Regions from separate parts of the Homo sapiens genome. Here region 2 is linked to region 1. A link is an interaction called in ENCODE POLR2A ChIA-PET data of the cell type or tissue named here. Cell type or tissue: PC-9. All regions are shown on one strand. Links, peaks and the distances in the headings refer to the core of each region. The heading gives the core; the rest is flanking DNA.

Region 1 (4,391 bases), core at 67-4,066:
CATTCTCTCCTCTATACAGTTCTGCACCTTATAGTCACTTGCCCAAGTACATTTTTACACTCAAGCAATTTGTTTACTGGTCTGTCCATCCTACCAGTTTAGTTCTTCAAGGACAAGAATGTGTTCTATTCATCTCTGAATTCTAGCACCTAACACTCAGTCCCCATTTAGTTGATTGAATGACTCCCTCTCTAGCAAATAGGAGGAAATTTGAAGGTTCTTATAGGTTCCTGTTCCTCTGGGCCCTTTGCTCAGAGCACTGCCCCAAATCCTCTCTTTACTTCTGTAGGCAGCTTTCTTCTAAAGCAATGATGGTGAAATTCTCAATCAAGGGGAGGGAGGGGCAATGAAGGTGTTCTCATCCTCATCCAAGGGTATATATCAGAAACTGTGGGGAAACCTGTAGACTGAAAAACCTATATGCAGTAGTACCCTGTAGTTTTACATTTAGAATATGAAAAAAAAAGACTATCATTAAGTAAAACCAGATAAAATCTTTTTGGCTAGGCCAGGTGCGGTGGCTCATGCCTGTAATCCCAGCACTTTGGGAGGCCAAGGTGGGCGATCATGAGGTCAGGAGTTCGAAACCAGCCTGACCAACATGGTGAAACCCTGTCTCTACTAAAAATACAAAAATTAGCTGGGTATGGTGGCACGCACCTGTAATCCCAGCTACTCAGGAGGCTGAGGCAGGAGAGTCACTTGAACCCAGGAGGTGGGGGTTGTAGTGAGCCAAGATCGCACCACTGCACTCCAGCCTGGGTGACAGAGCGAGACTCCATCTCAAAAAAAAAAAAAATTCACCAGGTGTGGTGGCACATGCCTGTAATCCCACCTACTCGGGAGGCTGAGGCAGGAGAATTGCTTGAATCTAGGAAGCGGAGGTTGCAGTGAGCTGAGATCACACCACCGCACTCCAGCCTGGGCGACACAGCAAGACTCCATCTTAAAAACAACAACAACAACAAAACAAACAAAAAAAATGCTTTTTGGCTAGTGGGACATAATATAGAATACAGACAGAGTTGACAATATTTGGCAAAAAAGGGTCAAATTTATTTCTCTTTCTTTTCTTTCCTTTCTTCTTTCCTTTCTGTCTCTCTTTCTCTGACTCTCCTCTCTGAGATAGCATCTTGCTCTGTTGCCCAAGTTGGAGCACAGTGGTACAAATGTAGCTCACTGCAGCTCGACCTCCTGGGCTCAAGCGATCCTCCTGCCTCAGCCTCCTGAGTAGCTGAGACTACAGGTGTGTACCAGCACACCTGGCTAATTTAACAAAAAATTTTATAGAGATAGGGTCTCGCCATGTTGCCCAGTCTGGTCTCAAACTCTTGGGCTCAAGTGATACTCTGGCCTCAGCCAGAGTGCTGTGATTACAGGCATAAGCCACTACACCTGGCCAAGATTTTTAAATGATCGAGAATTCCTGTTGGCCTCAGGCTTGGTAGATCTTCTTTTCCTGGCCCAAATTATTTTTTGTGTTAGAACTCAAAAGTGACAGCTAATAATAATTAAAATGGGTAGCGATAACATGTATGTGGTGCTTACTGTGTGCCAGGTACTATGCTAATGCTTTGTGTCTATTTCAGGAGGATACTATTATTAGGCTGATTTATTTTATAGATAACTGAAGCTGAGAGAGGTTCAGTCACTCTAGTTCAAAGTTACACAGTTATTTAATAATACAGATAGAACTTGAATCCAGGTACCTGGCAAATTGATGGTACTCATTAAATACTTACAAACTGGCTAGATGCCTCAAAACTCTGGCTTTTAGCCACTCCACCCTGTTGCCACTAAGTGAGCTCCCTATGCCCAGATGCTGGGACCGCAGCATTAGGATTAACTGGGGAACTTGTCAAAATGTATTTTACTGTGCCCAGCCCTCATGAAGCAGCTTCTCTATAATCTCTATAGTCAGGGCCTAGGAACCTGCATTTTAACAAGCACCATATCGGATTCTGTATACCACTCTTTGAGAGCCACTCCTTTGAATGCTAGAACATGGGAATGGCAGGATAAGAGTAGCAAGGCACTCGGTGGCCCTACCAACCTACCAAGGCTTCAGGGCACAGGAAAAATCCCTAAAATGAGCTGCAATAGCACGTCTGTTCAGTAGCAGCTATAGCTGAGACTGCTGACTTAGAACCCCAAAGAAACATCCCAGTCAAGGAGGTTTAGTTACCTCTCTCCTGAGCCAGTACCTGTGTGAGGGCAAAGGGGTGGGACACATGGCTGACCAAGACCTGCCGCAGTTTCCCATTGAGGTCAGCACTCTCGATCCGGTCCAGATGCGCATCCACCCAGTAGATCCTGCGAAGAAAATGAAAAGAGTGGCTGCTCCAAACGCTTGCCAGGGAGCCCAGCTCTTCCCCCTATGAACCTGTTTGTCCCCTCCTGAGCTGACTGGCAGATGCTATGAGAACTCAAGAAGCACCCTCGATGAGGGGTCATTGTGAGTCCCAAAGCTGAAGAAGGGAGCTGGTGGTTCATGAGTGGGGAGGTCAGGGCTGCTCTGGGGAGGCATAGAAAGTCTAGTGACCTCAGAGGAACCACCACCCAGCCTCATCTTCAGGAATTTGATTGCCCTTTGACTCCTACCCAATAATCAAAGCCCAATTTCTTACAAATGGTCTTTAAGAAGAGAGCTCACTCGGCCGGGCATGGTGGCTCACGCTTGTAATCCCAGCACTTTGGGAGGCCGAGGCGGGGGATCACTTGAGGTCAGGAGTTCGAGATCAGCCTGGCCAACATGGTGAAACCCCGTCTCTGCTAAAATACAAAAATTAGCCAGGCGTGGTGACACGTGCCTGTAATCCTAGCTACTTGGGAGGCTGCGGCACGAGAATGGCTTAAACCCAGGAGGCGGAGGTTGCAGTGAGCCGAGATCGTGCGACTGCACTCCAGCCTGGGCAAAAGAGTTAGACTCTGTCTCAACAACAACAACAAAAAAGGAAGTGAGCCCAGTCTACATGGACCTTGCTGAGGTTAAAAGAAGAAGGCATTCTACCACCTTTCCAGAAGTCTTGGATTCCCTTCCCCTTCTTTTGGATCAGAAGGGGGCACAGACTGCTTTAGAGCCCCTTCCCCCTGCCCTTAGCATTTCTTATCTAGACAAGGAGTTGTACATTCCGGAGCCTGGGTCGGGCGTGGTGGCTCATGCCTGAAATCCCAGCACTTTGGGAAGCCAAGGCAGTAGGATTGCTTGAGTCCAGGAGTTCGAGACCAGCCTGGGCAACATAGCGAGATGCTGTCTCTACAAAAAATTTAGAAATTAGCTGGGCATGGTGGCATGTGCCTATAGTCCCTGCTACTTGAGAGGCTGAGGTAAGAAGATGGCTTGAGCCAGGGAGGTTCAGGCTGCAGAGAGCTGTGACTGCGCCACTGCACTCCAGCCTGGGCAACAGAGCAAGATGCTGTCTCAACAACAACAAAGTTCCAGAGCCTGAAGGGATCAGGATTTGTTATATTATAACAAATATAAGAATCAGCCCTTAAATGAGTAGGGGTGTGAGACCTGTGGTCCAGCCAGAAGACATGCTCTGCCAAAGGCACTCAAATTAGGAACATGTAAACCAGCCAAACAAAACCCACATAAGGGTTGAGGGCTGGATTTAGCAATCGCTGCTCTAAGAATATATTCCCTTATCCTTCTCAATGATTCCTCTTCCCCACATACCAAGAAGCTTTCTATCTTTTCATTTTTCCAAGGTTAATCTCAACCATTCTCTCTTCTGCCCACCCGATTTCCAGGAGGCTGTTTGATGCAAGACTCCCACCTGCGGGTATCATAGTCCAGGGTAAGGCCATTGGGCCAACCCAGGTCTGTGTTGATGAGGACCTTCCGCTCAGAACCATCCAAGTTTGCCCGTTCGATCTTGGCAATGTGGCCCCAGTCTGTCCAGAAGAGGTACCTGAGACACAACAGTGCCATCATCATCAAGGCATGGGAAGACAGCACCCAGAGGTTGAGAGAACACAGAGGACCCACTAACACCATCTTTCCACCCAGCCCTTCTTCCCTGGATCTCTCTTCTGCTGGCCATAAACTTACCCCTTCCTGGGGAAAACAGCAATGGCCCGGGGCTCATCCAGGCTATTGTTGATCAGTACTTTGCGGCAGGAACCATCCAGCCTGGACGCCTCAATGGTATTTCGACCTGTGTCTGTCCAGTACAGGTTCCTGGCCACCCAGTCCACTGCCAGCCCGTCAGTGGTCTTCAGCCCTCGCCCGATCACTGTCTCCATGTTGCTGCCGTTCAGGTCTGCTCGCCTTGGGGAGAGCCCAGTGTTGGATGAGCAACCAGACTGACCCAGAATAGAGTAGAACTTTAACCCATGTTCCCATAACTGGACCCCACTGAACTGTAAGCTCCACAGGGATAGAGACC
Region 2 (4,391 bases), core at 302-4,301, 77 kb after region 1:
GCTTTAAAATTTTTGACTTTGTTTATCATTTATATATTCAAGTAATGTTAAAATCTTTATTCCAAATGCTATTCAGAAGTTGGGGATCACTTTTATTTGCACAAATGCAATATGTGCTAAATGAATAATTCTAGGAGGCCGAGTAGATAAATTGAAGTTTTAAAAATAATAGTAGAGCAGGCCGGGAGCAGTGGCTCAACGCCTGTAATCCCAGCACTTTGGGAGGCCAAGGCGGGTGGATCACGAGGTCAGGAGATCGAGACCATCCTGGCTAACACGGTGAAACCCTGTCTCTACTAAAAATACAAAAAATTAGCCGGGCGTGGTGGCAGGCGCCTGTAGTCCCAGCTACTCGCGAGGCTGAGGCAGGAGAATGGTGTGAACCCGGGAGGCGGAGCTTGCAGTGAGCCGAGATTGCACCACGGCACTCCAGCCTGGGCGACAGAGCGAGACTCCATCTCAAAAATAAGTAAATAAATAAAAATAATAGTAGAGCAGAAGAGACATGATCCATTATCCTATTTCTGGTTCATCATCCTATTTATGTCCTTCATAGCACTTATCAGAGTTATCTTGTGTACCTACTTGTATACTTGGTTATTGTCTGTTTCTTATTAGAATGTGAGCCATGAGGGCAGGCCTTTTCTCTCTAAAATCTAGCACAATGCTTGGCCCAAATGAAGTGCTCAGTTGTTGAATGAATGGTCTACTTTAAGTAACAGAATAAATTTTAAAATAAATGGGAGAAAGGAATCCAGTTCAACAAATAGTTACTGAATTCCTAACATGTGAGAGAAACTATGTTTTTCCCCCCTTCCATGAATGAAAAAGGATGATTAAATCTGCTCTGGATCTTTTCGGTTTTAACTCTGATTTATACCTAAAGTTAATTTCTTGGTTGATACCATAGTTTCTGTGTTTGGGTTACATAACATTAAAATTTAATCCATTTTGTAAAACCAATATTTTAAAAAGGAAGGAGATTTTCTACAATTTTGGAGCATCTCAATGAGATCCTGTCCTTTAGTTGGACAGAGTGATATGCTTTGATTAAGACTGGAATTACCCTTGTAAACTAATCTCTGGGTCCTCTTTCTGTGTTGGGATCACCCTTACACTACTTCCCTAGGGGCCTTAGGAAATAGCTCATTCTATGATTGGAATTTCAAGTCAAAACACATTTATCTGAGCAGAATTTTAATGATTTATCAAAGAGAGGAGGGATTTTCCCAAACACAACTGAACTTACAAATTACTGATCCCACTAGCTATGTTTTTTCTTAAGCACCTTTCTTTAAACAAAGCAATTACTGCTGAAATCATCAAATGTATTTTTTTCATGGAAAGCTTTTGACTAAGTTTTGTTTGATTAGCAGGAACCTACTAAAAGTAAATATTGTTTGAGACAGCACTTTCAGAGCCTGTTCTTTTTCTTCATTCAATTAGCTTTTAAAGCACTATTCTTTGGAGAAAGTAAGAGCCTTTTTTCCAGCTGTCCTATTGTGTAACTCAAGGTCTCGTTAATACTATTATCTAGCCCCGAGATTACAGGTAATTGTGATAAAACACAAGCTTCAGTTTCTGTAATCTCAGACAGAAATCTGCTTGTGCCCCAGGACTTCAGATCAGGTGTTTTTTAAATTCAGACTTCTCTCACCTGGGACAGTCCCATTGGCCCAAAGTAAACAGAGGCATCTGGCGGGGATAGAGCTGCATTAGGGCCCATTGCCACTTTTTTTTTTTCCCTTTAAATTAATGTGGCAGAACTCCTCCTGTGGCCAACTTACAAAGACCTGTTCTAAATGGGAAAATTCTGTATTTTAAAATAGGCATGCTTGAAACAATAACACTTTTGAATGTAAGATATATGAAAGGCCACACGTCTTCGGCTTTGCTTGTCAAATGGAGAGGCTGCCAGAACCGGTCGGCTCCATGGTTCTCATGCCCCAAAGTCCTGCAAATTGACACGTAAGTAGGCAACACACAAAGAAGTTCAGCCCATGAGAAAGTGAGTTTGGGCGCTTGGGCTGGCCTCCTTTCTCTCTGTGTGGAGTTCTTTCCAACTTTGCCTCTTCTGTCCCATCTTAGTTTTTCAGAAAGGAGAGATTAAATGTGTCTGGTATATCAGCATGTTAACTGCTTGGGCAACATGAGGCTAGCACTCAGGACACTGTTCAGCCTGTCATATGGAAGGAATTGCCTTTCAGAGGAGATTATAATTGTGTATATAGCCACACAAATGCACATTCTGCCTGGAGGAAATTGCACAGAAGAGGATGCCTTATGCTGCCACTCAGGTCTCTTTGTGGAAGGCTGCGTAAGAAGTGCTTACATGGCATAGTCACCTCTTTTGGACTTAATGAGTCATCTTTTTGTGTGATGGCTACATAAAAAAAAAGGAAAGAAGAAATGTACTCTTCCCCAAGTGAGCTGCTTTTATTGGCCCTGCTGCTTTGTCTAAGAGTTTTATACACTCCTCATGACATCATTTACAATGCTGGTGCACAGACAGTAAACAAAAAATAATTTAGCCCTTGGGCACCTAGACGAAACTTAAGTAGTCCAATTTAGAGAAATGATAACAATAAACTTCATAAACAGTGAACACATGAGCTTAAACAGCAAGCATGACTCCAGTCCTTTTTGGAATGCGATGCATTGAAAGATGGCTATAGAGAAAACTAGAAGCTCCACACGTCAGTTATGTGCAGTTAAGCCTTGAGTCCATGGTCTAGTGTTAATCTCAAGAGTACATTCTAGTTAGTGGATAAAATACAGGCTACCATGTGAGTAAGTCATTAAGCTCCTTGAGCCACAGCATTTCACCTATAAAAGTGGGAAAGGTAATATTGCCACCTACCTCACAGGAATGAAAGATGATTGAGAAGATAAACTTGTGGAGTTCCTTATAGGGAAGGTATTTTGTAAATAGAAAACACTGTTATTATTCTCCTTGATCAAATTTCCCCAACAAATGGAGTTGATAAAAGCTACCTCACAGAGGGTTGAGAGGCTGAATTAATTAATATACGTCTAGTATCTTAAGAGTAAACTATTTAATGAAACCTAAAATTGATTGTCTTTCTTGATAGTCTATGAACTACCAGACCTGCTGTTTAGAAACATGATTGTCTTCTAAAGTCTCACATATGCAGTCTTTGCCTTCTCTTCAAGGGTTGGCACGATAAAGAATAGTGAATGTACAGGCAAAAGATAGGCTAAATCTTCAGGGAGAACAGCCTTGCCTTTTTTCTTTTCAAGGGTATATTTACAAATAGCCTTTGGAGTCTTGCTAATCTTTGTTACCATGCCTGAACATAGGGACTGTTTTGACCTTTGTTCTTCCAATAAATATTTATTTTTGATATCATATTTCTAAATGAGAAACAAACTTAGAAGGAAAAGAAGTGGTTGAATTTGTCTCACATTATAAATTTTTTCTTATCTTTCCTAGGATGGTAAGAGAAAATAACTTTTTTTTTTTTTTTTGAGACAGAGTTTCGCTCCATCACCCAGGCTGGAGTGCAATGGCACAATCTCAGCTCACTGCAACCTCTGCCTCCTGGGTTCATGCAATCAATTCTCATGCCTCAGCCTCCCGAGTAGCTGGAATTATAGGTGCATGCCACCATGCCTGGCTAATTTTTGTATTTTTAGTAGAGATGGGGGTTTCGCCATGTTGGCCAGGCTGGTCTCAAACTCCTGATCTCAAGTGATCCTCCCGCCTCGGCCTCCCCAAATGCTGGGATTACAAGCATGAGCCACCGTGCCCGGCCTGAAAATAACTATTATTGAAGGACCAGACATCAGGCTCTCCAACTGGAAAGTTCTCAAACTTAGCCAAGTGATTAAAAACAGCTTTGGCTGTTCAGAATTTAATCTTTTGTTTTCAATTACAGTTAGTAGTATTTGGGTAACTTCATTTCCCAGATTTCATTTGCTGTTAGGTGACACAAAAAGGGGAAAGACTTTTTCTTTTCTTTTTTTTTTTTTTTGAGATGGAGTCTCGCTCTGTCGCCCAGGCTGGAGTGCAGTGGCGTGATCTTGGCTCACTGCAAGCTCCGCCTCCCAGGTTCACGCCATTCTCCTGCCTCAGCCTCCCGAGTAGCTAGGACTACAGGCGCCCGCCACCTCGCCCAGCTAATTTTTTGTATTTTTAGTAGAGACGGAGTTTCACCGTGTTAGCCAGGATGGTCTCGATCTCCTGACCTTGTGATCCGCCTGCCTCGGCCTCCCAAAGTGCTGGGATTACAGGCATGAGCCACCGCGCCCGGCCTAAAGACTTTCTTTTAAATTCTAATCCCTTAGGCAGGGATCATGTCTCATATATATATTTTTTAATACAGAGATAATATTTCAACTTTTAAGTAGTACAGCTGCCTAAATACTGT

What was found. Peaks named below come from ENCODE experiments on the same cell type or tissue, not always from the same donor. Only the 100,000 strongest peaks of a DNase experiment are listed, where the experiment ranks them.
Region 2: POLR2A ChIA-PET joins it to region 1 with 5 read pairs; 4 of 35 experiments call an interaction of 5 or more read pairs at or near these places.

Annotation. Positions count from the first base shown.
Region 1 is chr11:46,869,321-46,873,711 of GRCh38, forward strand. LRP4 (LDL receptor related protein 4) reads right to left here. Exons shown (of 38, transcript NM_002334.4): 29 at 4,055-4,273; 30 at 3,780-3,914; 31 at 2,205-2,313. It overlaps LRP4-AS1 (LRP4 antisense RNA 1), which reads left to right. Exons shown (of 3, transcript NR_038909.1): 3 at 3,754-4,391. Among named protein-coding and RNA genes, the nearest start is that of LRP4-AS1, 25 kb to the left of the region's middle. In PC-9, for the core only: no CTCF peak of the experiment used is centred there; no DNase peak of the experiment used is centred there.
Region 2 is chr11:46,946,197-46,950,587 of GRCh38, forward strand. The region is part of intron 1 of CSTPP1 (centriolar satellite-associated tubulin polyglutamylase complex regulator 1); the gene reads left to right. Among named protein-coding and RNA genes, the nearest start is that of CSTPP1, 12 kb to the left of the region's middle. In PC-9, for the core only: no CTCF peak of the experiment used is centred there; a DNase peak (open chromatin) is centred at 2,345.